Linked DNA regions of Homo sapiens: regions 2, 3 and 4 are each linked to region 1. Evidence: chromatin contacts called from ENCODE Hi-C or POLR2A ChIA-PET data. All regions are on one chromosome and are shown on one strand. Each heading gives the region's core, a stretch centred on a gene start or an enhancer-like site at or near the end of the contact. The rest is flanking DNA. Distances are from core to core; before and after follow the strand shown. Region 1 holds the start of ANTXR2 (ANTXR cell adhesion molecule 2). Region 2 overlaps LOC107986294 (a long non-coding RNA gene). Region 3 has its middle 14 kb from the start of LINC02469. Region 4 holds the start of CFAP299 (cilia and flagella associated protein 299).

Region 1 (7,529 bases), core at 2,909-5,408:
ATATCTTTCTCCCCCTCAATGTTCTTCAAATTCCTGGTTGATTAATATATTATATCTAAACAAGAAAAATGTAGAACTACTTACAGTAACAGAGAGGCCGGGGAAGGTAGGAAGTGGTGAATATACAACTAAGACAGGGATCTAGATTTCACTGCACATTCCACAGCCACTATAAATGATATTGATTTTCAGATTAACTGCTCTTTTATATTACTCATACCTCCTTTCCCTTCTATTAGAGAACTGAATTGTCTGTGCATCTGCTTGATTCCACTGAGAGGCCTGAATCACCACTTGGAAATATCAATCATGCCTTTAAAATTCATCTCTACTAAAAGCCTGCAGTGAAATGATAATGCACTAACCTGTCTCCAGTTAATGGCAAAATAATAGTTGCTTGAGAAGAAAACACAATGAAAGATAATCTCATTTCAGGGCTGCAAAATAAGAAAAGAGGCAGTTAAAACATTTTTAAAAAGAAATATTGATACGATACAGATGTATAGTTAGGGAGGTTCATTTAAAATTGGTCTCACTGAATGGTCCAGGCTTCTTTTAAATGACATTCCCTAAGTAAATAGACGAACTCTGCTTAACATTGTTGCATAAGTCATTTTGGATTTAGTCAACGCTTCCCAGCACTCACATACTCCTCCATGACCCATAAGGACTTGCATTTAGAGAGAGACTAACTGGAAAGATAAATTCTAAGCTGATGTAAAATTCTTTCGTAGAAAATTCCTCTTCCCTTGGTTTTCTACAACATTTCCTTTAAAGGTGGCCAGGCCCTTCAAAGTGATTATGGTTATCAACACTTATGGGTGGAGAGTACCCAGTTTGACTTAATGACCATAACTATGATATGAGTCTATAAAAAAGTCATCCTGAAGTAAGACTACTTAAAGAGTCATGGAAAATGTGAAAGAAACAATAAATCACTTTCTGCTTAGGCATTTTTTATTTTCTAAGTCTCAAACATGCTATTTTCCATTGGCAACAAGTGCCCCAGTCAGCTATATCTTTCAAGTTTTAGGCATGTCTCTCACAGAACGGTTCTTGCTTCTCGGACACTCTCTGCAACTACTACTAAGATTCAAAACTGAAGATATGAAACTAGAATCTATAAACTGAAAATCAGAATCCTCTCAAAGGCTTATACATATTTTAAAAGTCAGTCTCTTCATTAGTCACCCCTTATTCACTTCCTACAATGTATTGTTAGTAATTGAGCAACTAGGCTTGAGCCAGACAACTGTGTATTATAGAATTCCAACTTAAAAACCAGATCAATGAGTTAAGATAAGAGCTTGCTTCTTTAAAATGTTGTAGTGATGTGATTCATTGCTTTTGATCAAAATCTACATGACACCCTTTTCACATTGAAGGATTAAATTAGAAAATTTATAAACAACTGTCTGTTCTGCCTTTGACATTTAGGGACATAGGATCTTGTTTGTTTTTCTTTCCTAGACAGTTTTACCTCAGACCCTGTCCAGAAATGAGTGTTAAACTTGGCTTCTTAAGCAAGGGACTGATGATTGAACATGGACAGGCATACATTTTTATAGGGATAACTTTACTGCTGCCAATAACTGAAAGCAAGGATTGCCTAGGCCTCTACAGATTGTTTGAAGTTACTTGCAACATGACTTTCAAAATGTTTTGATCATCCAAGCCTGTTTTACAGAAAACATTTGGGCTAACAAGACTGAAAGAAGCAATATTTAATGATACAGTTCCTATTCATGTCCTTTCCATTATCTTGATAAACTTGTGTTTGCTCATTGCATTTTTTCTTTAAAAAAAAAAGAAGGAAAAAAAAAGCCTCAAAAGCCTAGTGTCCTGAGGTTATTTTTAAATAGGAGATGCCACTAATTCCTAGTTACCTCTAAATAAGAGAGTAAGCTGGATTTCATACCAGTAATGCTTTTTATAGGAGAGGAAACCAGTCTTTCCTGGTGATGCTTATTGCATATATAGAACAGTTAAATTTTAAACCAACCACACACCCACACATTGTGTAAACACAAGTCGTTGCTTTAAACACACACACAAGTGCCTTTTCTGGTAGCGGGTTATTAACACATGTTCATTTGAAGTTTTCCAACACTTTTTGTTTGTTTTAATGAGGGCCTCTATAATGCTAAGAAATGTGTGGAAAGAAAAATATATTATGGATACTATTCGCATAAAATTTATTTTTTTAATGTGATAAATTATGAGAAAGCATAACTGAAATTCAAAACAGATGAAAATTCGGAAAGAAAAAGACATTTGGAATAGTATTTGAAGATGCTTCCCCAGAGTCTGAGCCAAGTTTCTGGGATCCAGATGAAATAAGCCCTCAAGGACTGAAGGGCTGTCCTAATAACAGCATGTGTGCAATACGACCTTGAGGCACTTAAAAGTAACATTTCAGGAAAAGTTTTTCCTATAAAAGGTTTCAGAAAAGGGAAATTCTACACTTTGCTCTACTTCTCCACTGCCTAGAAAAGTAAAGTAAGAAAGATACCTCACAAATCTCTCCGCAAGTTGCTGTACGAAATTATAAATTTCAATCCAGTTATTTGCCACACTCCCAGACCTGAAAGATGAAATTGAACTGATCAGAGAAACAAAACACGGAACTGAAAAGTAAACATTTTGAAATGGTTCCTTCTTCAATGCCACGAACATAGGGGCACCTGGCCTCTTTTTCAAGCTAAGTAAGGGTATCTGTAGCTGAAACTTTGGTGGTACCCAGAGTTAAAGAAGTCAGTCCCAGAGCAAGACTCCGTCAAAAAAAAAAAGAAGAAGAAGAAGTCAGCCCGTTTTCTGGGGTGGGTAAATACCTGCCTAATTGTTTAGAGTGGAACCCAGCTCTTCAGAGTAAACACAAAAGCCTTTCTTCGCAGGAAATGCAAACCACATTGGGCATGTTAACCCTAGGCTTTTCCTGGCTCCAATGAAAGCGCTATGATTAGGATAAAACCAGGCAAACTTTAGCCTGCGTACGAGCAGGGTCGAGGAGGTGGGTAAGGACTCTGTGGCCGATGGAGCGTGGCCCGCAAGAGGCCACACTCCCATTTCCCAAGAGGCCAAAAGACTGGCAAACAGTGAATACCCCAACTCCCCAAAGAGCCAAGTAGCCCGGGGCTCCAATCACTACCCCCGACCCGGCTGATCTCCGCCCACACAGATCCGAACGCGCTTGCCCTTTGAAAGAAGACAGCAACAGGGCACCCCTCCGCGGGTTTCCAACACCACTCCCCGGGGTGCGCACACGCATCTCAGCCTCAGCCCCAGCTGATCCAGTGCCGCCCTCACCAGGAGACCCTGGACCTCCCTCGCACACTCACTTGTCCAGGACGAAGTAGAGATCAAAGGCTCTTCTGCAGGAGGGCTGCTCCTGGGCGCGCAGCAGCCCCCCGGGACCGCTGAGCACCAACAGCCACAGCCCGGGGAACAGCCAGCTCCCGGGGCTGCGGGCCGGGGACCGCTCCGCCACCATCCTGCGGCCGGGGGCCTGAGACTCCCTCCCGCTCGCAGTCCCCTAAGCTCAGGAGGGTCGCAAAGGTGGCGGGAGTCACCCGGCACGCACTCTGGGGTGGGGGGCGGCGAGCAGCTGAGACGCCGGCGCCTGCGGCAGCGGGACCCACCAGCTGACAGGGAGGGAGAGAGGGAGGTCCTGAGAGGACAAAGGGAGTCTCCGCCACCGCCGCAGCTGCCGCCGGAACTCTTGACGAATCCCAGTGGAAGCGCGATCCAGTCCTCCCCCTCCCGATTCCGGAGAGTTCCTGCAGACAATGCGGGCCCACGGCGACAGCTCGCGAAAGGAGTTCCTCTCCGGCCTGGGGCCGAGCCTCCAGCGCCCGCCTCGGACCCGGACCTGGAACCCACCCCGCCTGGAGGGCTGAAGTCCCCCCCGCTGCCGTGCGCTTCGGGACAAGGGGTCCCTGGGACGCGGCGACGGCAGAACAAACTAGGAGTGGAGACTCTTCTCCTCCGGCGGCCCCAACTCCCTCCGCACTCCGAAACTTTCCTCCCGGTGCTGGACTCTGGCACTGCGCTGACAGGCCGTCCCCTTTAGGGGAGGAGGCTAGCTGGCCCTGGGACTCCCGGCTGGAGAGAAGCCACGCCGAGGGCAGGAGCCCGCTCGGGCCGGGTCTGGGCTGCGTGTGTCAGTGTGCGCCTGGGGACGAGGGCGGGGCCCCAGCTGAAGCCTCCGAGCCACACATGCACACTTGTGGGTTCCTGCCGAGTTGAAGATGACTAACGCTTGCCAGATTTGGGAAAGGGAAGAAGGAGTTTAGAAAAACAAAAGTTATCTAGAAACTAAACATACCCGTATGTCCTGCAGGCCTGGCCTATTTTAGCAGCTGTGCTAAAACAGCCCCCATGCGTGGTTCACAAACCCAAGACTAAGGATTCCATGGGAGGTGACGGCCTCCTCACTCCTCACTCCACCCCACCCCTACTACCACAAACACTCTTTATGAACTTCCTCTTTTTCTTCTAAAGAAACCTGCTTAGTTTTTTTTTTTTTTTTCTTTAAAAAAAGCCAAGCCAAGGAAAGGCCGGAGTGGGGAGTGGGAGGGGATAGCAGGCCTCTTTGGGAGTGGAAAGTTGTACCTCAAAATATTTCAGCCCACTGTCATTTCCCTGCAAGCTCCAGTTTTGGAGAATTTCAGCTTTGGGCAAGCTAGGTCTCCTTTGCAAAACTTGTGCAAGCACTCAAGTTTGTGCACAAATCCTCTGTCTACTAGTTCTGCTCTCCCTCCTCTCTCTTCCCCCCACCTCCGTGACTTCCGCCCTCCCTTAGTCAAAACTGGCTTTTAGAACCTAAATACCTTTTCATTTTTAACAAAATCAATGCTTTATGTAGTACTTACATATACATCTCTTCTGTTTGTTGCCATATGTATTTAACTTTTCATTTATTATATTTGATATACAACCAGATATGTCAGCTCTTTGAAGATAAAAATTAGTTACTTTAACAAAGATTCATTGAGTGCCTATTATTTGCTAGGCACTGTTCCAGAAGTGGAGGTTAGTGCACAGAACAAGATAACAAGCCCTTGCTTTCATGAAGCTGACAGTCTGGCTGAAGAGTGAAAACAGACAATAAGAAATAAATACATAAGCAAGGAAAAAAAATGTCCATATTGGAAAGGTGGCCTGTAGAAATTTAAAATATTGTGATGATAAAGAATGACAGACTCAGTGACTAACAAAAAAGACCCAGTCATTCCAAGAGCTCTAAGGGGAAACATTTGGAGTTACTGCAAAGGTCCATAGACATTAGCTTAGCATATTCAAAAAAGAAAAAAAAAAAACTGTGTAGCTGGAGCTTTGCAGGTAAGATGATGTAAGACAAATAGGCAAGGGCCAGATTATGTGATGCTTTGTTTACTGAGATAAGGAATTCAGATATTTAATATTGAGTGTGACAGGAGGTTATTAGAGGGGTTTAAGCCCAGGAGTGGAGTGGCAGATGAATTGATATGATCTGTGTTTTTCAAAGATCATTCTGGCTGCAATGAGACAATGAATTTGGAGTTAGCAACAGTGACAACAGGGAGAGCAGTTAGGAGACTATTGCAGTAGCAACATGTTGACAAACAATCCTGAGGTTCATAAATTTGGAAAGGAGAACTTCATTTCTTATAAAGGGTTACAGCTGCAGGCTGGACATCTTGACAGGCTGGGAAGTGTAGCCTCTGGCAGAGACAAAAAGCAGGCACTTTGAGGGAGGAAAGGGTGGAACAGGAATTTATGCTAAATGAGTTGGCCAAGTATACATATTCAACAGGTTATAGGAGGAACTATGAATATTTCTGAAGCAAGGGGTACATGAACTATGCATATTTCTGAAGCAGGTGGGTTAAGTTTCCACATCAAAGTGAACATGGGACATATGCAACATGCATGTTTAGTAAGCAAACATGAATAGTAAGCAAACATGCAAGTTGCATATGTCTCATGTTCACTTTGAGGTGGAGACTTAACAATTAAATGTATTATAATTAGGCCCTATATGTCAAAAGGTGAAACAGAAGACATGAAGGCACTCAGTGCCACAGCCTCTGTAAACCAGCCAGAACCAGTCTATGGTCAGTGGTCTCTTATCAGGAGAGTTATTAAAATCAGTCTCTTGTCCAGTCAGAGCTGTAGTTATGGCTTGTGGAACAGGGGTAGGGGTGGAGGATTAATTAGTTAGTGTCTTGCAGTCAGTAAGATGCAATTGTTTCAATATTGCTTATCTGGAGGCCAGTGTTTGTTTAGATGCTAGAGAAAAAGAAAACCCTTTTGGCAGTTAGAATATAGTTTATTTTTTAAGTGTAGGAGTGTGTGACTTGACCTTTGCCTGGCATGGTCTTAGGTCTTGTTTATAATTTGGTGTCTTATGAACACAGAGTACATTCTGTCAGTCTTATCATCTCTATTTTAACAAAGGCAAAATAAAATGGTACCTTGGACCATCATCACTATAGCAACTAACCTGAGAATTATGAATGGATGAAAACTTCAATATATACCGGCAGACCTCCATTTTGAAAATATGCTCATTACAAATGTCAAACATTGAATGGAGGGTGGCTAACATCCCTTCTCACTCTTTGCCAACTGGTCACTTGGGGATGGAAATTCCACCACTATCAACTGCATCAATCTGCCACTTTTTACCTGATGGAGTGAGGAAGATACTGAGGGGCAAGGGGCTAGCTAGATGGAAGATAACTTTTACTTTTGTAAGAAGGAAACATACAGCCTTCATAATTTTCAAATAATTAAGCACTAGAAGCAAGTCCTTAATTAGTCCTGAGACTAATTAAGAAAGTCCTTAAAGCACCTTAATTCTGTCCTCCTTGGCTTCATCTTTTCTTGAGGTTCTAAAATACTGATTACTTCTGCAGCCCTCCAGTCTCCAGGTATGTGTTGCCACTTCTCATTTCACATTTTGGTCCAACCTGAATACATAAATCTCCCTGACTTCCCATAAGAGAACTGAAACAGGCTGACATTTTCAGGAAATTTGTATCAACAGCTTGTTCATCTTTCAAGGTTTTGTATTCATTGCTGGTTGAAACTGGTTTCCATTTTCAACTTTAATCTTAAGACAGAATCAAAGATATTATATGCCACATCAGCATGTTATTGAATAAAATCTGGGGAAAAAATGTATCCCCCCAAAAAAGTGACAATTGGTTTCATGTTAGAAGGAGACAGAAGGCAAAGAAATATGAGACATGATACTAACCATGTACTCTGTCCTCCTAAGGAAGTATTTTAAACTCACATTTGTTGGTTTCCTTTATCCCTAGTCTTGACTAATTACCTGCTCATCTTCTGGGACTTCCCAAACTGGTCTAAGAATCCATCTTGTCCTAGGTTCAAACTAAAGCAAAATACCTCAATTTAAAACTCATTCTTCCTCAAAATTTCCAGGCCTTCTGAGAGTACTCCCACTCAGTTCTTCTTTCTTGAGTACAAGGCTGGCAGAGAATATTGACATACCAGAAAAATAGTAGCACTTTTTTGTTTAT
Region 2 (7,529 bases), core at 3,004-5,503, 450 kb before region 1:
ATTCTATCACTTAGCATAATGCATTTGAGTTAAGATTCATCCATGTGGTTGCATGGATCAACATGCATACACACACACACAGACACATACACACACATATATGTATATTTATAAATGATTGGCAAAATATACCATATGTTTGGTATTTTTGAGAATGCCACCGAATGGATACACCACAGTTTATGAATCACCAGTTTAAGTATATTTGCATTGCTTCTAGTTTTTGGAGATTATAACTAAAGTTGCTATAAACATGCATGTATAGAGTTTTGTGTAAATAAAAGATTTCATTTTTACAAGTTGGACTGTTGAGTCATGTGGTAAGTATATATTTAATTTTATAAGAACCTGCAAAACTGTTTCTAAAACAACTACCATTTTGCATCCCCACAAGATGTATACGAGAGTTCTAGTTAATCTAATTCTTCACCAGCACTTGATATTGTCAACATTTTTTAAGCTATCCTAATATATTAGTGGTATTTTATAGTAGTTTTAATTTGTATTTTCTTAATAATTGAAAATGTTGAGCATCCTTACTTCTGCTTATTTGCCATCCAAGTATCTTTGGTAAAATACAAATTCAAATCTTCTGACTATTTTTAAATTGTTTGTTTTCCTACAGTTGAGCTTAAGAGTTCTTTTCATATTCTTGATACAAGTCCTTTGTTGGATGATTAATTTGAAAATATTTTCTCTCAGCATGGTCCTGTCTTTTCATTCCTTTAATAGTGTCTTTTTGCAAAGAAAAATTTTAATTTTGGTGAGGTTCTATTTATCATTTTTTATCATATATAAATGATTCTTTGGGTGTGATTTTTATCCATTTAAAAATATGTTTTAAAACATTTGTAACCATAGAATACATGCAATTTTTATTCTCTGTTTTCATTGAGTATTATATCAACGGTACCTTTTAGTGTTATATACTTTCAACAATCATTGAAAAAATAACATAGTTTTCTGTAGAGGATAATACTCCATGGATTTATTCAGCATCAATGTATTAAATGCCTGTTATGTACAGAACATTACAGAAGCAAGCAAAACAGTAATGGTTCTTACCTTCATATTAAGCTCACATTTTATTACAAAATCCTCCAAAATTGCTTTATCTATTTCTTAAAAGTGCAGACTATCTAGTCCTTTCCCTGATTTAATAGATGTGAGGTGCAGCCCTCAAAATTTTTTTACAATTACCTATAAGTCAAATTTCAATAACATTAATTACATAGACATTAGTAATATTATACAATGTTTCATAATTATTTTAACTTTATTGAATATTTAGATCACTTTTGTGTTTTTCTATAATAAATAATTATGTTAACAATGTCCCTTCATTATTGTTAGCAAAGTCCATCAACACAGGTGTCTTAGTTGTGTTTTTATAACAGAGTACCACAGACTGGGTAATTTACAATGAACAGGAATTTATTGCCTCATGATTCTGGAGGCTGGGAATTCCAAGACTTGGGGGGCTGCCATCTGATGAGGACCTTCTTGCTACATCATCCCATGAAAGAAGTGCAAAGAGAGAGCAAGAGGGAATAAGAAGGGACTGAATGCATTATTTTATAAGAAACCCACTTCTGTGATAATGACTTTAATCCACTAATGAAGGTGGTGCCCCGTGACCTGAACACCTCCTGTTAGGCCTCTCCTTTCAATATCACTGAAAGTTAATCATTGGAAATTAAGTTTTTAACACATGAACTCTGGTGGACACATTCAAACCATAGCAACTTGGCAACAATAAAGATGAACAGTATTGAACTGATAGAGAAATCCACATACATATGCACTCTATGAAAACAAATTACATTGTGTTCTGTGCAACAACTGATAACAGCAAGGTCCAGATTGCTTAAAAAGTAGGTATAATCTTATCTTTGCATGAACCCAACTTGAGTCTACATTTATGGAAATAAGATAGCTTTTTTGAGTGTGACTACTTCAGATAAACAGTATGAATTACATTTATGTTGTTTTCCTGAGAATGTCTTAAAGCATTTTCAGAAGGCTGGAACTATCTGGGAAGATGAATGAAACACCCTGAAGGATCACAGAAATTTTGAGCCAAACAAATGATGTTCTTTTCAACCAAAGTTGTAGCAGCTGCACTTTATTTAGTTCTTTGAACTTCTAACTCTATTCTCTCCCTATAGGAGAGCAGAATACCCAGGAAAGTTGACAAAATATACATGATTATTGTGATTGGGGCCAAATATGAGGAGTTGAATGAAACATTAATACAAACCCATCTTCTTCAGTGACCTTAGCACTGCCTCAGGTTTTGCCAAATTAGTACATGTATGACCTGGTTATTGGTCTTTTGAAACTCGAAACTTCTTAACTGACTTAAAAGAATCTATCTACACAGAATAAGAGTAAGAGTTTGAGTAAGAGCTTGTTTCTTACTTCACACAAATATGCATGGTGAATCTTTCTAGAAAGAAATGACCAAATTCCAGAATTTCAGGATCAGTATAATACAATACTCAAATAAATGATGGATGGGTACAGTGTAAGTATCTATTTCTACTAACTATAAACTTTGAAGAGGCATAAAAATAAAATGTGGTAGGTTTATATAAAGAATATGTGTGAAAAAATATATGCTCAATAGCTGGTTTCCATATCTTAATTATTATGTCCAACATACTGCAAATTTTTAAATAATCATTTTCACCAAGTTCAAAGAACTCTCTCAAGTTCAACACTTTGGAAAGCACAAAAATATTTCCAGTCTTTCAATCATGAATTTCAGCCCTTGTACCCAATTTTTTAAGACAAAGACACAGTCAAAAGCTAACAAACTTCTACTAGTTCTTAAAATATGAAAAACACTCAACTCACCTAAGGGAATGGAGAAAGAAACTATTTTTATTATATACTGGGTGTCAGTAATTTTGCATGGTTCTCTCATTTTACCCATACAATACTCTTTCAAGGTTGACGTAATCATTTTAGGAATGAACTAAGTCAGAGTAACCTTGAAGTGAAGCTTTCCTTAACCTTTAACATTTTGTACCTCCAAAGCAAATGTAAAAAGCAATCTCTGTTGATGGGGTAGAATCAGGTGATCTCATGAATATGTTATTAGTTGGTGTCAGAAATAAAACTGTAAGAAGATGCCATACCGTTGCAATACTCCTTGCCTACCATTGAAAGACACTAGAATAATGAACAGAATACTCAGTGTTTGCAGGATGAATGTGTCTAAATGATTGCCCGTAACACTTGAAAAGGAACATGATCTTCTTGATCCGTCTATCCACAAACTAATAATTTCTCTCTCTCTCTCTTAACTTTTATCAAATAAATACTGTGAAACTGGTCTCTTAATCCACATTATTATTAATACTTTTAAAAATCCAAACAGAATTTTGTGATTCCTGATTTACAGATGAGGAAACTAAGCCCTGGAGATGTGAAGATAATTCCAGCAGTCAGTGGCAGAGTCACGATGTTCATCTACCTCAGCTGAAATAAAAATCTATGCCATTGCTTTTGTGCTATTTCTTCTCTAGATGGTTAACAATTGCTCAATCTGCAATCTGTGTTACACTTTCCACCCTATATTTTTACATTTCACCTCAAATAGACATCCCTGAAATTCCACCTGAAACATACTTTTCCTTTCTTATACTTGGCATGTCATGTCTGCTCTCCAGGTTGGTATCTGATGAAATCTCCCAGTTTTACTTTAATTGGCATTGGCAACATGCGGTCCCTGATAAAAAGCATATTTTCTTTCGAGATTACAATCATCAGTTGGGCTCATTTTTCTTGGCCCCTCCATCGAGCTGAACTTCTTTGGAAAAAGAAACAGCAGCTTGTGGGTTACTAAATGCCAGAGAGCTGAACTTAAAAAAAAAGAGAGAGGAAAAAAAATCACAAAGGAAAACAACTTAAAAATACATTTAGAAAGCCTGCGTGCATGCATGCGTGTGTGTATGTGTGTGTGCATGAGAACATAGACTTGCATTAATCACTCAGTTCACATATGATATATATGCAGAACTAGTGTGTGTATGCAAAACTCTTAAAGGGCATGATTTTTATCCATAGCCTATTTATTCCAAACATAGCTAAATGAGGAGGCCAAATATAGAAAGTGATGCTCCAGGGGCCCTACAGCCTATATAGAATTTAAACTCAAATGATTTGCAAAATCACTACTAAGACAGCTTGCTCATACTGTCAGCGTGCCAGCACCAGAAGCTTGTCGTGTATTTTTGTCTTGGCAGATGCACATTCTGTTATAAAGGTCTGTTCATCTGATGCCTTCCTTGTTTTCAGGTAATGCTCAGCGCCTTCTTGCAGAGGGAAGAGTGAGCCTGTGTCGCTTCTCCATGTCCTGGAGGAGACAGTCTGCACTCAGACTCTGACCATGTGCTGGTGTCCTGGCTTACCTCCATTAAGAGTTCATTTCTGCTCCATAAAACTACAGGTCACGAGTGCTCTCATTCCTTTCTTTTTATATTATTCAATTTTATTTCTGACATTTGCCAGGGCACAGGGAAATAAACCAGTGTTAGTTAATATCAACAATGACTCCGTTTCTTTAAAAATCACCTGAGGTTTGAGGAGGTTGTCTTTTTTTTCTTTTAGATTAAAACATGGTTTCCCAAAACTGATTAGCATAGTTTTTAAGCCACTCTGAAGTGTTTGTTAGGCTTCGCATGCTGGTCTCCATATGCCTCTTTTCAATTACATGTGCCGCCACAAGTATGGCTAAACGAAACGCTTCTTTAAAAACAGAAAGCAAACTGTTAGGCTTTGTGCAGTGTAACTAGTTAGCGTGCGACATCTCAAACTGCCCTGATTTCATCACCAAACTGCTAAATGTTCTGTTTGCAGAAATAGCCATTAAAATGTATCTTAAAATTAGATGCTCTGTCAGAATTAAAGGGGAGACAGGGGAACTGGAAGGGATTAAAATAACAGGAAATGGAGTTTAGACCTTGGTTGTCTTGGAGGCTATCTGTGGAAAACTTTTCATTTTTTGGTGGTAGCAAAAGTAATAATAATAATTCTGTTTATTGAACACTTCTTATGTGTCTGGATGATTGAAAAATCTTCAAGTTATGTCAATTAATTACCAATTATTAATCATTACAGCCACTCTATAAGGTAAGTACTATAATTATACATATTAGGAGACTGCAGCAGTGAGATTTAGTAATTTTCCTGAGGGCATGCAGGAAAGTGGTAGAGCTGAGACAAGACCAGGTACTATAGCTACAGGGTTTACATCTTATTTTGAGGTTAGTAGGAGGAACATGTGCTGGGATTGTATTAGGAAGCTCCTTGTTTATCCACACTTGTGTTGCTGTACACTGGGTTATATTACTAGATTATAAATGCTCTTGTATCACCCACTAAGATGCCTGCCATGTATCCGATTCTCAGAAGATGTTTGTGGAATGAATGAATAGATGAATGAATGATATCTTCCTTTTAGGAAAATGCTATAAGTAAACCAATTTGAGTGCAAAATGAGACATTATTTGGACAAAACAAACTAACGAACAAAAATCAACTTGTGGAAAAATCTACTCAGCTTCTCATTTACTCTTTTACTACAGTGAGAGGCCTTGTACCACATGGTGGGAAAACACACGTAATAATTCGACAGCCAACTGAAGCTCTAGTACTAAATCCAGGCTAGCCACAGACTCACCACTTGATTTTATTTGGTCACTTCAATTTGGGCTTCAGTATCCTTGTTTGCTTAATAAGGGCATTTATTTGGAAAGCAACCTCTCTTAATTCTGATGTCCTACGGTATTTTCAAACAACTGAAATTAGAACTCACTTTTTATAAAAAGTTTTTCCTGAGTGTCCATGGAGTGGATCTAATTTGTGTATTTATGACCATAGAAAGTGCTTCTTTCATCAATGCTAAAAAGGTACATGGTCTCTAAGACAGAAGGAAAGATAGCTTATTTTTTTAAAGTGAGAGAAGTTACTTAGAGAATAGTGAAAATTGAGTTTAGTAATGTTTAGTACATACTAGAAAAGCCTCAAAAACAGGTTTGCAAAAGTTATTAATTCCCACAACACAGTGGAATGCTTTGGAATTATCATCAAATTTATTTATTTTTCTTTTATACAATGGTTGTTTCTGAAAATTTGTATATTTAAATAATAATAAAATTAATGATATTTTAAAAATATTAGGGACATTGATTACTTTAATGTAAATAAATACTATTGAGAAGAATCTTTGGATAAATGCATTCTCAAACTTTAAGGTTCTGTTTAAGTGAATTTCTACTTAGCAAATAAAGTTGGGATCTGGAATAACACAAAATCTCCAGGTCCCATATCTATGGTAAACATGAGGAGCAGCTTGAATATGGTTTTATTTACTTCTAGAAAATAGATTTTGAGTTACAGGTATACCTGGTCACAGGAAATCCAGACACATGCAAAACCAGATTTATACATATGATAAATTATTTTAAGGGTTCTCTGAACATCAATGCCATCATCCATCAACATGAAGCTGCTTCTGCAAATGTGCACACATTTCCTGAAAGGATTTATAATCCAGCCAATACGGTACATTTTGAATGTGTTACAGAAAGGACAGATTTACAGGAGACAATCTGCCTTCATGATGATTGCATATTGTGGCATTTCTAGTCCATATGGATCAGTAAGACTTGGATAGCAGGCATTTGACCTTCAAAATCATGCAAATGTGAAACCAGACTTCTTCTCTTACAGCTGGGAACGTCAGTGGGACTTCTTCAGCTTATTTTGAAGGCAGTGATTAAAGCACAATTTGACTTCTAAAAATTATTGAGATCTTATTTTAATGCTTCTTTCCCCCTATGGAGAATGATTTCGTCTTTTGCTTCCCTCATCCCCATTCCCTCTGGCTAACCTTCACTCATTAGCACCCAGAACTCAAATACTGATCATTTAAGAGAGAACTTGCCAACTCAGAGCCATGGGCTAACTATAAACAAGACTTTAAACCTTTTTGCTAATGCCATAGTTAATCTCAAGTAATAACTTCTGAAAACCTTTGAAAAGGTCTGAGAATGGCTTTCTGTCAGGGGCCTAAGGAAACTGTACATTTTCTCACCGTGAAACCTTGATCATGCCAGATATAATCAGACTGTTTATCTGGCAATGTTAATTTTCTGAGTTTACAGTGTAACAATTCGCCAAGATTATTGGAACAGAATCAGAAGAAGTTATATTTGTTAATCGGCCAATTTTCTTTTTTTGCATTTAAAAATTCAGTGCAAAATGGTATCACATTTTCTAGAGTACTGACGAGACTATGCCTGAATAAATGCATTTGCCAAAGCGAAAGTAATATTAAAAAAAACCCTCGAGATTGAGAGAAACAATTTCAACAGTTTCCCTCTTTGTGATTTAAGGCTTTGAGAACCCTGTAGGGAGAGGCAGACTGGAAGAAACCATAGGCATCCTTGTGACCACATTCTGCCAAGCTAAAGACAACAAGCAAAACCCAATTATAAAGAGGAAAAAAAAGAGATCTG
Region 3 (7,529 bases), core at 3,100-5,599, 420 kb before region 1:
CTTGCAAAATCCCTGAAAAATTCTCACTGCCTCAGCCTGTCACTGGCTTGACCCCTCCTCATGGAATTTGTAACTAAGTCTCTTGGTTAACATAAAAATGAGAGAGAAGGTATTTAAAGCACTTAGAAGTTTCTGACAAGAAGCAAGAAATTGTAAGTGATTTTACTATTGTTGTTACTACTATTAATGTGTAACTTTACTCACAGGAGCTATGTTTCTTAGTAAGTAACACAAGATAATTAATATTCTTGTGTAATTTTTCTATGTTACCCTTTAAAAGGGCGGATAGTTACACTCTGCTCCTTCTAGTGCCTAAGGCATGTTCTGACAGTAAATTCAATTTTGAAAGGTACACTATCTCACTACAAAATACCTAAGTTCAAAATATCACAATATTAATGGAAATTGTCAATTTCAATATAATATACTTCATGAGCCATACTGTGTATATTCAACTTCCCTGGAAGAGTACATGATTTTTTTCAAAGTATAGCAGGGGTTCACTTGGGCACTGAAGTTTATTTGTTTATTTTCTTTTATCCACACTATCTGCCAATTTTAGGTGCTCAGAGAATCATTGGATCTCTATTTATATTTATATGCTCTCATTAAAACAGTAATCCTTGCTGGATTTTTAAATTTATTAAATAATATATTTTCTTCTCTTGTTCTGGTTTCCTTTTCCATTCTTAAATGTGACATAAATATTTAAAGTATTTCTGTTTCTGTATGGTTACCTAAGCATTCAGACACAAGGAGGGAGCAGCAAAATAAGTAAACTGTCTTTTTAAGTTTCAGAAATTGTCCCTTTGTTTCTATAATATGTTACAGTATGTCTGTAAACTGCAGACACTGTGTTTCTCTATATCAATTTCTTAAAGCAGGATGAAACTGTAAGGATCCCTTCTATAAGGTCATCATTTATAGAATAACCAAAAATGTGATCAATCAAGTCATTCCAATGGAGCAATAGCCAGTATGACCTCAACAGACTTTGGCTTTTGGAGCCAGATCGCTTCAGTGACAGACATAACCCTGGTGGGTCGGCAGCATCCTTCACTGCTCACTCTGCCATCTGCCACTGTGGAAACTTCATCATTAAAAGCAGAGTTGTTGCTGGACAAATTTGCAAATGGTTTTGGGAGCATTATTATTGCACAGAACGTTACCATCTGTAAGTAGGCAAATCTGAATTACAGTATATGTCTACCTAACTCTCTTACTCTACATATAACTTAATAGAAAATTTACATGCATTAGTCTCAAAACCGGGAACATTTCCTTTGCTATTATGAAATTATAGCCCTGCAAAGGACTTCCAGAGCTTAGCTTTATGCTTTTAAATATACCTGCATTTAAACCATCACAAATCAAAGAATATTTTATTTTGCGTTTAGTTGTCTATCCTTATTCACAAAGTATTTTTAATTATTTAATATCACTTACATTATTATATTACATTATAATATTATTATCACATATTCACATTTAAATATATCTTTTTAAGAAACGCTTCAATTTTGTCTATGACACTGTACCAGGCAATTTGGATACCATGGAATAAGTTATAAAGAGTATACAAACAATGTAATGGCAACATTAAGTGAGAATTTCCAACTTAGAAGCCAGGCACTATATATATTTATATTCTCTAAGTCCTACTGCATTGAATTAGAATTACTATAATTATAGTTATTGAATTAGAATTATATAATATTTTACATAGCTATATTATTAATAAGATGTTATTATTATTGCTATTGTACAGGCAAAGTAACAAGGCAAAGAGAGGTACACTGATTGCTCAAGGTCACAAAGCAAATTCATGAAGCATTTCATATTTTTTGAACAGTACTGTATTTTTGAAAAACACAGAGCATAGACGTTAAATCCCTCCCCCAGCACTCCCCGACTCCCATTCTTCAAGTCTCGACTCAAATGTTGCATACTTCAATCCCTCAGGCAAGATTAATTACTTCTCTTTCTATATCTCCACAAAACTTCGTTCATAACTTCATCACAGCCCTCATAACATCAGATTATTTTAAATTGCATGTATCAGTCTATTCCACTAGAATATAAGTGCTCAAAGGCTTGACTTACTTTGCTGCATGAATGAAAGTCTCCTTCTGCAAATTGTGATGATGTGTTGTTTAACATTAGCCAGTTTTAAAATATTCACTTATTCTTGTCAATCACTGTGCTAAGTTGCTGATGATGTAACAGTAAGTCAAGACTGTAATGGTTCCTGCCTTCCAAAGGTAACACCTAGTAGGTGATACAGATAATCAAAAAGACTAATATAACATAGTGTGATAAGTTTAACAATTATAATGATGATGGTGACAATGATGATAAGTTAATAGTTAATAGTTATTGAGTACTTTTATGTCCCAGGCCTGGTTCCAAGCACTGCACATGTATTATCCAATTGAATACAACTCAGTAACAGAGGAAGTACAGAGTACTTTCATAGAAGTCAGGAAGAGGACACTTAACTAAGACTTTAGAAGTCAGTGAAAGCTTCCTTAACAAAGTGATTTCTAAATTAAGAGCTGAAAAATGAGTAGGAATTAGGAAGGCGATGCGGGATTCCAGGGGGTGGGAGGGTGGTGACAGAAAAGTATGTGTGTGTGTTGGGCAAGGGTTAAGGAAAGGAAAATATTTCTAACAGAAAACAAAGGCTAATCAATAGATGTATATAAAGGATATTGGGCTTTCTACGTCTAAGTCAGACTATTGGTATCATGGAGCTTAATTCTTTTGGAAACAATCACACAAACTAAAAACTGGACCAGATCCATCACCCTCATTTTACAGATAGGAGCGCCAAATCCCAGTTCGAGGAAATGAGTTCCCCATGCCATGCAGTGTCATTGGCAAGAATCGGGTCCCCAGACCAAGCTCCTTCCGTGATATCATGCTGCTGCTCTGTGGACTGCTAAACGGTTTCTACTTCAACCAGCCAGCAGTAAATGCACACAGACAAATAGCATGTTTTATTATTCCCAAACACCATGTTCCAGCTCACGTTCCTCTCTTGATTTTTATTCTGCAAGAAAAACATAAATTATGGAATATAATAGCACATAACTGCACTTAATCTCTAAACAGACTTGATCTAGAAATTCAATCTTCCTCCCAATCTTCCTCTCAACACATTGGTTTCACCTTGAAAATGTGTCATGACTTTTTATTGTGTAGGCTATAATTCCATCTTAATCATATTTCTAATGGGTACTCTTAGTTGACTCTTATTTTGAGGTAGTTTACATTAGTTGCAAGTGCACGGCTTTTGAAGGCAGACAGACTGGCGTTCCAGTTCTGTATCTGCCATTTACCAGATGTGCCACCTCAAACCAGTCACATAGCATCTCTGCATTAGCACCTAACCTCATGGTGCTCATGTGGGGATTAAGCGAGAACAAGCCTGTAAAGTGAAATGCACAGTGCTTGGCACATGGTACATTTTGAAAACATGTTGACTTGTGAGATACATTTTTTTAACATAAAATCATAAAATTATGGTTAAAAATATCACCTGCTCCAACTCTTCCATCTTACAGATGAGGTGTGTAGACTGGTAAAGTACTTTAAAAAAAAAAACAAAAACTTTTATTTTACATTCAAGGAGTAAATGTACAGTTTGTTACGTGAATATACTGAGTGATGCTGAAGTTTGAGGTACAAATGATCCCATCATTCAGGTACTGAGCATAGTACCAGATAGTTAGTTTCACAACCCTTGCTCCTATCCCTCCCTCCTTTATGTCCATGAGTACCCAATGTTTAGCTCCCACTTTTAATGAGAGCATACAGTATTTGGTTCTCTATTTCTGCTTTAGTTTGCTTAGGATGATGGCCTCTATCTGCATCCATGTTGCTGCAAAGGATGTGATTTTATTCTTTTTTATGGCTGCGAAGTATTCCATGATGTATATGTATCACATTTTGTTTGTTCAATCCAACATTGATGAGCCCCTAGGTTGGTTCCATGTCTTTGTTATTGTGAATAGTGCTGCCAAGAGCATGTGAGTGCATGTGTCTTTTTGATAGAATGATTTGTTTTCTTTTGGTTATATACCCAGTAATGGGATTGCTGGGTCAAAGGTAGTTCTATTTTTTAGTTCTTTGAAAAATTTCTAAACTACTTTCCACAGTGGCTGAACTAATTTACATTCACACCAATAGTGTATAAGTATTCCATTTTCTCCACAGCCTTGCCAGTATCTGTTTTTTGACTTTTTAATAATAGCCATTCTGACTGATATGAGATGGTATCTCTCATTATGGTTTTGATTTGCATGTCTCTGATGACTAATGATGCTGAGCATTTTTTTCATGTATTTGCCTTGTGTGTCGCCTTTTGAGAAGTTAGACTGGTAAAGTGTTACCAAAATGAATTATCCAATTAGTTCCCACCACCAGGCTATGAATTTTGTAAAAGCATGAATTTCCTCGATTCTGACATCTACCACTATGAAAAACCCTTAATAAGTATAAATACATGTTGGTTGAATTATCTAATTATTTAGTGGTTGAGCAAAGGCTACAACTCAAGCTTCCTGACATCTAGTTCTGGCTTTTTTTTTTTCCAGGAAAAATTAAGGTAAAATAAGAATCCTTGATTCTTCAATTTGAAAAGTTTGTTCTGGGGAAAATCTGGTCCTGTGAATTTCAAGTTATTCTATGATGCTCTAATATGTAGCTTTTCATTCTGCCTGGACACAGTTGATACAAATTCACATGAATATTAAATAGTTGGGAAGGGAGTAGGGACTTTCCTTTAGCAATTAGGAAGTGAGACAATGCTTTAGTGTGAATATCCTGCTGGGTGGTTGATATATGGTATGACTCAGGCACTGTGCTTATGCATTTTAAATTGCTTTCTTTACAACTCTAGTCTAGAGGAAATATCATGTCTGAGCCAAACTGGGACAGGGCATTCCAACCCAGTAAAGTGAAACTGAGAAATCTCAAACAGGCACCATACTCCTTGAACTTGGCTACTCTAATTACGTAGAAATGAATTTCACGATGAGCTCCTCTAACATACTGTACTTATGAAAAACCAAAAGCATATAAACAGAGCGTGAACAAATGTTATTTCCAAACCCACTTAAGTTGCTTAAGCTGTGGAGCTCCTGGCCCTAATTTTAGTAGCAGCATTAACAGCTGGTGGAAATAATGCCATGGTTTGTAGATGTGAAATACCATAGAAACCTGATCAGTTTCTCTTGATGAGGTAACATCAGACTCACAATAAATAAGTGCAAGTTTTGTGGTTTTTTTGATTCATCTACTTAAGAAAAAGCAGCTATTATTTTATGCCAAAAATGTGAGCAGTGGTTCCTACTCTTCCCTTTGCTATTCCCTCTTAAGTCAGTGATAAAATATACATGGAACAAATTATCTCAGTCTGCCAATTATGGTTGGAAGTATAACATTATCCTTTAACTTAACATTTATGAAGCAATTTGCTATAGAAATAGGGGTGATGTGATGGTTTTCAGATGGTAAACTGTGTTAACTGCTTGAAAATGCAAACAATTTAGGAGCTGACAGGTTCAATTCTCAAGTAGAGGAGGTGCATTGTGATGTTTGGCATTGGTTAAATATTCAATCATTCCACTACCCTGTCTGTGGGAAATATGCTAATGGGTTATTGCTACAGCCTTTGAACTCCCAGGGCAAGTGAAGCCCAGAATTCCATAGCCCTGATGCCAGTGGGTGTGATTACATTTGATGGATGCAAATAACCTTGGCTTTAATATCTTGATTGATCTGGAATGTATTAAGGAGGAATTTTTATCACACAAACAGAATGCTACAGAATCAAATTCTACTCTAGAAGTCCATTCTGTTTACTCTCACTAATGCCTACTCTCATAGATACAGATATGTCTCCTGACTTTTCTTATTTTATATTAACAACACATATTTTAGCTCAGCCACCACCCAACAAATTAAAATGAGTCCTTAAAAAATAATACGCTTTAATATATCCCATTTTCCAGCAAACAAAACAAAAATGAAATAAAAATAATAAACCTCTCTTACAGAAAGTTTTTAAAAGTTTTTAATTCTAGGAAATTTTATATTTTTAAAGAAAGTACAGCCAAAGATCTGGTTATCATAGACAATAAAAACACAAGTTAAGCAATGGAAGCAGACTATTTTTTCCTGATTACAAAAGAAAGAAAGAAATCTATGGCATGTAGTAATGTGTCCATGTATCTAGTTCACGAGGTTCGTGACTCAAACTGGAAAGTTCACTGAAGAACAGGCAATCATTTTACTGGATTACGCTTTTGGATATGTTTGGATAAGGAAGCTGAGCAAATATTTTTAAATATTTAAGATAAACTTGGAATGTTTGACACAGTTGAAATTTGAGCTTTATTACATGGGCTCATAATAACAGTGAGAGTTTTTCATTCCTGTTCTGGTCTGTGTACATGTTGCACTTTTATTTTTCTTTAGGAGGGATAGGGTACCCAAGGAAAGGAGGGAGAAAAACAAACGGAAATAGTGCACAAAATGTCTCCATAGAAATATAAGGTGTAGCCTTTGTTCTTGTTTCTGTCAAATAGTGAACTTTTTGGTAACATAATAATTATGTTCATATTCTTACTTTATTGCAATCCCACAGTAGCACTGTGTGCAAGGTGCCCTTTACAGATTAGTCTTCCTCAATCAGACAACTGAGGTGAATAAATATGTACAAGTTATTATTAATGCTGAAAATCTCCTCTGGCAGCCCATCTCTTGTTTGGACTGTTTTTGGTTGGTCTTCATTTAGGGATAATGTACTGAGCCAGGACACAGGCATAAACATTAACACTGGCACTGCAACCTTGCTGGCTTGTACTGTGCTAGAATTTATGAGGTCTCTTCCTAGAATTAAGACTCCAGTAGTGATTTAAACCAAATTAATCACTCTGGCCATATTGGTTCAGTTCAACTCTGGAGTATCTTAACTTGGTTAGTGATGCATTTACCAGCAATTAAAATAAATACAAGAATATATATTATTCTCTCACTAAGAGGCAAAACTAGTAAGCATAACATAACGTAATTGTTGAGTTGCTCAGAATTGTCATCAGCCCTTTACTATTTTAAATATCTCTTATAGTTAAGATGCCAGAATCTGTCTATATTATAAAATATATTTATTATATATAAATAAATATATTTATAATATGGTTCATATTTATAAAACATTTATATTTAAAAATTATTAACCATCTTTTTATTAAATGTAATATTTTAAACTAATTTACCTGAAAATAAAATTTAATTACCTATAAATACCAATAATTCTATAAAATAAATGATTTTTCTCTGTCTTCTTCATAACAACCAGCATAGAGATTTGCCCATATTTATATGAGGAAAAAAAGTGGGGCTGTTGAAGTAAAACTAACATATATTTTAAGTCTCTTAGCTGCTAAGTGTTGCCACAATAATGCTGTGTAACCAACCACCCACAACTCAGGGGCTTAAAACAACGATCACTTATTCTTGTT
Region 4 (7,529 bases), core at 1,968-4,467, 260 kb after region 1:
CTTTACACAATGGAAGAAGTAAAACGTTGATATGAATGTGAATAAGCTTGTATACAGCATTTGACTGTGGGAAATCTATTGTGATAACTTACTTCTTTTGGGTATAAGAGTTAAGTTTATCTGCTTTGAGAAAGGATGATATAAGATTAAGGAGAGAGGAGAAAGTGGAAAAAGCCATAGTAGAAGGTAAGAGTGAACTGAAGAAAAAGATAACATAGATTGTAGGGCAATGCTGGGCACCTGCTTGCAACTGGCAGCTCCACATTTATTGTGGTGGCCGTCTATTCACAGGTGCTATGTTCTGATTGTTTGCCCACTCAGGGGGAGTGGAGTTTTAGGGTAGAGGCTGATTTCCATGTAGCCAAAAAGCTTGAGGGAATTTTCAGTGAGGTTTTTGGTAATGCCTTATAGAGCCACAGAGAGCCCAAGTTTTTCTCTGTTCCAAAGTGGTGGTTGTGGTGATCATACCCATCATCTATCCCATAGCACAGTAGTAGTTTTCAATCTTTATTAGCTGCAGACATCTGTCAACCCCAGTCCTGGGAGGAATTCCATCTTATACTTGTATTTCTCTCTTCTGAAATTTTCCTTTCACACTGTCAATGACAAGGCAGGAGCAAACTCCCGGATTATGACACATGAACACATTGTGTCTCCAGGACAGAGAAGCAGTGGAACCAGAACTCCAGCATCCTAGAATAACTGAGACTGTGAGGAAGTCCAGCGATCTCATCACGAGAAATAGCTCAAGTAAATTTAGTATCACCATTGTTTCTAAGTGCAAAAAAGCTCTCCTTGGCTGATGATTAAGCAATAGCCCTCATCTGCAGTCATAGTTAACAAGCAGCTAGGCAACACCAGACACAAATCTCTTGTCCTATTAGAGTAAGTATATGTTTTTTTCCTACAATATGATAACATATTAATAGAACGTCTTAATAGATCCTCAAGTTCTTATTAACATAAGCAAAACATTCCCTTCCTGTCATGTCAACAAACCAAAGTATGTTTTCCTTTCACTGTGTCAGCTATCATAGTATATTGCCAAATATTTTGGAATATAAAAGTGTAGAGCTTAATTTGAAACTTTTTAATATACTTCCACCAAGTAAGTACCTTAAATCTGGCATATATTTTGTTATTCTTACATAACATATGTTTCCTCTTTCCTACATCTTGGGGTTTTATTATGAATATACTAATCCTTCTTTGTCCTTTTGCAAAGAATGGAATTTCTGGGATCGGTGCTAAATTCCAGGTTTCAGTCTTTAAAAATCTTGGACTTGAAGTAGGAATGCATGTTATCCAAAATAAAGTATTTCTTGATCATAACAAAAGCCTTGCAATGAAAAGAGAAGCTTGCCGAAACTTACTAATTTCTTTGTTGCCACCCTTTCATTTCTCAGGCACAGGTCTGAAAGTGGTTCTGAAGTTAAATTGAAAGTTTAGAAAAGGACAATTGAGTTATACGCACTATTAATTCTAGCCTTACTGTGAGGAACAAGGATAAGTTTATGAATTTTCTTGATATTAATAGAGAAGCTGATTTGCTGAAAATCAGCCTCAGTGTTTTGAGTTAGAAGACATTTCTAGACTCATTGACTGAAAATAATTTCATGATTGTTTAAATTTAGATGCTGTAGAGATTACTTCATCAAAGAGATGTTGACCAAATGGCAAATTTAATGAGGTTTCTCTAAAAAATGCACAATCACAATTGATATAATAGAACAATATATAGCCAAACCATGACCTCACATTTTACTAACATATAGGTCCTTTTCATTAAAGTGCTCTAGTTTAATAAACCCAAACATTCTCTAGATGCTTTACTGTTTCTTAAAAGTGATGAAATCTTGATATAGGAGGATTCTTCTGCCTCAGCTTCCTGAGTAGCTGGGATTACAGGCGCCCACCATCATGCCTAGCTAATTTTTGTAATTTTAGTAGAGACGGAATTTCACCATGTTGGCCAGTCTGGTCTTGAACTCCTGACCTCGTGATCCACCCACCTCGGCCTCCCAAAGTGCTGGGAGTCACTGTACCTGGCCTATTATTACTTTTGATGGGTTACCAGTGTCCAAGGTTTTATCTCCTTTTTGTTTTCCCAAATTCAATAATTAAATTGCATTCAAAAATAAGGCCCAAAATATCTTTAAAAACATGTCAGAATACATTCATTAAACAAACAAAAAAACAAGTTAGTAGCATCCTAAATATTGTGTCTATATCACTTAAAATTTGCAAGTCATGACATCCTAATTTTTAAGATGAACTTTTTAAATTAGGAAAGCTAACTGAAATGAAGTATCTTACCAGATGTTTTCATTAAAATTTTGTTAGCAAATCTGTGAAAATCTTCAAGATGAATTAGAAACGTACTTACAGAGCAACAATTAAAGGCTTAGCATTGTATTATATGCTAATTCCCAAGGATGGTTTGTAAAATATTAAAATCCAAAGATTGGTTCTGAACATATTTTGCCAGCTGTTGTGTTGGATTACTTTAAATTCATATTTTAAAAACACAATACTGTTCTGAAGAAAACAAAAAATCTTTAGTGAAAGACTTTATTTAATAAGATTTCACAGATATTTTATTCTTTAAAAAGGGCAGCTTCAACACAGCAAAATTTTTCACTGTGCTAAAATAGTAAAATAAGTGCAAGAACTTGGTGCCAAAAAAGGTCTGCAAAGACATTTTTTTGACTGAGTTTCTTTCCTTTGGGAATTTCATAAATTGCTTCTTGTACACAAACATTAGCAATAATTTACCTTTGTTATAACTTTAAAAATAATTTAACAAAATCATTATTTTATTATTGTCGTTGTCACAACACCATTTGATATACTTGTTTTTGAGACAGTCTTTTTGCAAAATGTCTCGGTATTTTTGTCTTGCATAACATTGTTTTAGAATGCAATTGGGAGCTAATTCCTAATATTTTGTCTAAGTATGTAGGCAGTGTCATACTTTTTAACTTTGGATTGCAGTTTGCACCTCTCTGGTTGCTCAACAGTTCACTGAAGCCTGAGTCGGTGGATGGGTATCCGACCTGAACTTGGGTGGGTAATTCCAGAAAGTTTTCACAGGAGTGAGGCAGAAGACAGAAACTGCAACAAACCGCCGGGGGGTGGGATTAACGTCCAAAGCTCACACCGGCTTCAACTGATTGGCAGGAACGAAGTGGGTGGAGCCTCCTGACCCTGCCCTCCTGCTTCCGTTGCTAGGGACGCTTCGGCCGAGGATACCGCAATGGATCAGGAAGAGGGGCTGAAGGCCTTGGACAATATTGTCACTCAATTCAACGCCTATGAAGATTTCCTGGACTCGCAGATCACTACTGTGGACTTGTACTACCTGGAGGTAAGGGCGGAGCGCGGCAGAGTAGCCGCCGCCGCGCGTCCCTCGGTCCCTCCTCGAGTTCCCGCTTCGTGGGCTGGTCGCCCCCTGGCGCTGGACAGCTCAGCTGTCAGGCGCCGCGGTTTCGGGACCGCGACACTAAAGCCGCTGGCGAGGTGAATTGCCGCGTCCTTACCGCCCCGCGCTCCCCGGTCCGGACAGAACTTGGGCCCCTAGAGTCACCCAGCGCAGAAACGCGCGGGCACACTCACACTGGGGAGCCATGAATTTGTGCTTCTTGGCCTCCCCTGCCTCCTCCCAGCCCACTCCCATTCCAAAGCCGCTCTCTGTGAGGAAGGAGGTCTGCTGAGAAGTCTCCGGCTGTGATCTAGGACAGACACCTGTTTCTCTCTGCTTTGCCAATTGGTATATTAAAGAACAGAAGATGGCATCTTTACACCAACCTAGTGTATTTGGTGTTATATTGGGCGTTTGGGTTCATGAACTTCCACCTCACACTAATTGATTCTGAAAGTACTTTAATTACAGAGACGCATTACAGGTAGTTGTGCAGACATATTCCTGATTCAAGTTTATCGAGTTGATGATCACAACTAACTTTGATAGTAAAAATATACACACAAAAAAGGAGCGAAACTGGACCTAATGGGTTGCTTTCCTCTGCCCAACAGCCAATCCCCTCCCCAGCTACCCCCGCTGCAGGGTGGTGGGGGACAGAGTGGAGTTCTTGTCCTGTGCCACGGGAGAACCCGGACGCGCAGGAATTAACAAGTCATCAGTGCTAGGAAGCTGGGAGGCGGACGATGGCTCCTAAAGTCCCAGTATATTCCTAGCCAAACTTCCCGGATAGGCCCACTGAATGGACACTCACCTGGAGAGTCGGCCGTGCTCTCCACAGGACCCAGAAATGCCTTATCCCTATTTAGGCCAGAGAGAACAGGCGCCACTATGTGGTGAAAAGCCACATCAGTCTGGGAAGGATTTGCATCCTGCCACCAGCTCCCCACACTTCTGAACTGCAACAAGGTAACTGCATTTTAGTGGATTGACACTTTTGGACTTCAAAGATTGGTTACAGAGGCATTTCACTTAAATATGGATTACAGGTTTCAAAAGTGTTATTCTTCAGTACATTTAAAAAATAAATGTAGGTGGTATTTCCAATATAGCTCCTGGCTTCAAAAGCAAAATTTTAAAACATTATACAGATAATATATTTAAAGTCATAAAAGTCAGTTTATGCCTTGCATCCAAGACACTGAAAAAGTAATGCTGCTAAACAATGTTTACATCTAAATTTTTGAATGTTTAAATAAACAAAAAATGAAATATACGCTATAAACATCTTGATAGACTAAAATCATCTTTGTAGCATATGTGGAAGATTGGCAAATTTAAACCTAGTATTATTAAGAAAGGTTTTAATATTTTTTAAGGCACAGTTCTTCATGTGAGTATGGACCTAAAACATTAATATTAATTACAGATGTGAAATTAATAATTTGTGTTTCATCAATCAGAATTTTTTTTTTTTTTTTTGAGATAGAGTTTCACTCTGTGGCCCAGGCCAGAGTGCAGTGGCCCCATCTCGGCTCACTGCAACCTCCGCTCCCCAGGTTCAAGTGATTCTCTTGCCTCAGCCTCCCAAGTTTCTGGGATTACAGGTCTGCACCACCATACCCAGCTAATTTTTGTATTTTTAGCAGAGACAGGGTTTCACCATGTTGGCCAGGCTGGTCTCGAACTCCTGACCTCAAGTGATCCACCGGCCTCAGCCTCCCAAAGTGCTGGAATTACAGGTGTGAGCCACCACACCCAGCCCATCAATCAGAATTCATTAAAGGTTTCCAAAATGGAAGGTGGTAATTATATTTGGGGAAATGACAAAGAAATTTACTTTTATATTTGGCATTGATTAAGCTTATTTTTGTTGTACTTTCATAAAAAGTAAGATGAAGATTTAGTTGAATAATGATAATTAGACAGGTATATATATGTTTACATATATATGTATATATTTGGATTGATTAGTGACAACTTTTAAAGTGCTATTATTTCTAGAGATCTACATTCTCAAATACTTTCTGTGGATGTAAGTTCATTGTGCACTTAGGTCACACAGAAACAAGTAGACTCCTCAGCATTCTTTCAGTAGTATGGCAAGCATGTTTCACAAATCATGGATCATGCTAAGTGAGCTGATACTTGTGCTTTTCCTCTCTCTCTCTCTCACACACATCATCATCATCAGTAACTGACTTTGATTTGAATGGAACAACTTTTAAAACATTTTATTTTAACTAACAAAATTGTCGATATTTATCATATACAACATGATGTTTTAAATTATATATATTGTGGAATGGCTAAATCAAGTTAACATATGTATTACCTCACATAATTATCATTTTTTTGTGGTGAGAACACTTAAAAATCTATTTTCTTGACATTTTAAAAGAACATAATATATTGTTATTAACTGTAGTCACAATGTTATACAAGAGATCTCTTGAATTTATTTGAATGAAACAAATTGTAAACTGTAAATTAGAGGTAGCATGTTTAGTTAGAAGAGGCTAGAGTCACAAGATTTTTTTTTGGTTCTAACTCTGCAATATTGTGTTTTTAATCAACTTGAAATTCCATTTTTTACCTACAAAATGAAACAGTTGGACTAGATTATTCAAGTTTCCTAAAGTATATAAAATGTTATGAGTTATCTATACTTTCATCTGATTATCTGTACACCCATGTATTTATCCAGCCACCTTTTTAGTCGATAATCCTTCACCAAGCGCCTGATGTAGTGGATATTGCCTACACTGCTAAGAGTTTAAGTAAGAATCTATTCTAGACTTGACCTCAGAAACCTAAGTATATAATGCTTACAGTCCGGTCTAAGTTTTATTTATTCAGCAAGCATTTTACAAACATTTACTATCTTCCAGGTACTCTTGTATTGTGTAGTATATTCTGCTCCCAAAAGTTTTCAGTTAATCTGCATAAAAAGTTAGTACCAATGATTGACATACAAATAATCATATAATCTGTGCCAGATCCATTCTGTGCCCCTGGACAATGACCTTCACAGTCATTAATCAGGAGCTTTTGGCTTTGGGTTGGTTTCAGCCAATAGGAGGTACCAACTGGAGTGCAGGGGGCTGGAAGGAAGTGGTTAGATAATTTATTCCCTGCCATCTTCCTACTGTCTGTGGTTTAGAAGCAGCTACCTTCCTTAGGTTTGGCCATCTTCTCATTCCATTAGCTATAGCACTCTCTCCAGGGTCTGGCAGCACTCCCTGCTCTAGGAATTGCTTCCTCCCTTATCTTCTTTTATGCCAAATGGTGTTAATGGCTTCCCACTGTTGCTAACCCAAGGATGCTTCACGATCCCATGTTGGTTTCCATTAATTTTGCCCGTATCTTTGTAAATAGTGCTTTTATTCTTTTTGGTCGTGAGTTTGCCAACAATTTGCTGCCATTACCCTGACCACAATATAATTATTTAACATCTCAGATCACAGTAAGTACACAAATAGTGTATGAATCTAATAACCACACAACTTTTTACATAATGCTTGCTTAGGAAGAAAGAGAAATGTGGAAAAAAGGAAACTAACCCCAGTTAATTATTTGATAAGCTAGAGAGGAGTAAGGTGGCTCAGAAGAATAAAAGAAGCACTTTATGCTATGTACACTGTGCTTTGCTTATTTTACTGAATAGCTTCAAAGCATCAAAAGAAATGCATCACTGTATCAGCAATTAGATTTTCCTCTGCTAACCCAAAGAAATATATTTGTTCTGGGAGTTAGTATTATCTAACCTAATTAACTTAATTCCCTAAATCAATATAGAAATAGTTGAAAAGTTTTGGCAAAATTATTACAATATAATTTTCCAGGTTCTTTCTTAGTAATTCTTCTATTTAAATAAACACAGGCCCTTTATTTTAATAAAGGTGCCTATGACCACTGGAAAAATAAAAGTCCTAATTAACCTGCTTTTCTCAGGTAAAGGATCAAAGAGTGTTGGAATTATTTAAAATGTCTCTGACTAATGGATAGCAGTAATGGCTAAAGTATTTACAGAGATAAACAACATGGAGTTTCACTTAGGGCATTGTCTTCCCATTATTTATAAAATAGAAATGGGGAGGGGCCAAGA

What was found. A loop is a pair of places that touch in the nucleus more often than their neighbours do. ChIA-PET counts read pairs that join two places held with the same protein, here RNA polymerase II (POLR2A). Pooled maps may share reads with other maps.
Region 2: a loop to region 1 is called in a map of sigmoid colon, with 2.9 times the contacts of the local background. The contact joins the enhancer-like site here to the promoter of ANTXR2 in region 1. A Hi-C loop is called at or near these places in 2 of 168 maps with a recorded cell type or tissue (breast epithelium and sigmoid colon) and 5 of 50 pooled maps.
Region 3: a map of endothelial cell of umbilical vein shows a loop between it and region 1 (6-fold over the local background). The contact joins the enhancer-like site here to the promoter of ANTXR2 in region 1. A Hi-C loop is called at or near these places in 3 of 168 maps with a recorded cell type or tissue (IMR-90, ascending aorta and endothelial cell of umbilical vein) and 4 of 50 pooled maps.
Region 4: a map of endothelial cell of umbilical vein shows a loop between it and region 1 (3-fold over the local background). The contact joins the promoter of CFAP299 here to the promoter of ANTXR2 in region 1. A Hi-C loop is called at or near these places in 2 of 168 maps with a recorded cell type or tissue (K562 and endothelial cell of umbilical vein) and 6 of 50 pooled maps. POLR2A ChIA-PET finds 5 or more read pairs at or near these places in 1 of 52 experiments (GM12878).

The regions. Positions count from the first base shown.
Region 1 is chr4:80,069,071-80,076,599 of GRCh38, forward strand. It overlaps ANTXR2 (ANTXR cell adhesion molecule 2), which reads right to left and starts at 4,159. Exons shown (of 17, transcript NM_058172.6): 1 at 3,339-4,159; 2 at 2,513-2,584; 3 at 366-437. The coding sequence starts at 3,490. RefSeq lists a silencer at 3,449-3,608 and enhancers at 3,789-3,898, 4,229-4,508, 7,279-7,529.
Region 2 is chr4:79,618,923-79,626,451 of GRCh38, forward strand. LOC107986294 (a long non-coding RNA gene) reads left to right here. Exons shown (of 7, transcript XR_007058155.1): 7 at 4,306-4,554. Among named protein-coding and RNA genes, the nearest start is that of LINC02469, 41 kb to the right of the region's middle. Within about 2 kb of position 4,254, at least 2 of the 41 ENCODE cell types and tissues checked have a DNase peak (open chromatin) inside an H3K27ac peak, as active enhancers do.
Region 3 is chr4:79,646,087-79,653,615 of GRCh38, forward strand. No RefSeq gene overlaps it. Among named protein-coding and RNA genes, the nearest start is that of LINC02469, 14 kb to the right of the region's middle. Within about 2 kb of position 4,350, at least 2 of the 41 ENCODE cell types and tissues checked have a DNase peak (open chromatin) inside an H3K27ac peak, as active enhancers do; they include endothelial cell of umbilical vein, where a contact is called at or near this core.
Region 4 is chr4:80,332,513-80,340,041 of GRCh38, forward strand. CFAP299 (cilia and flagella associated protein 299) reads left to right here and starts at 3,218. Exons shown (of 6, transcript NM_152770.3): 1 at 3,218-3,367. The coding sequence starts at 3,257. RefSeq lists an enhancer at 3,210-3,359.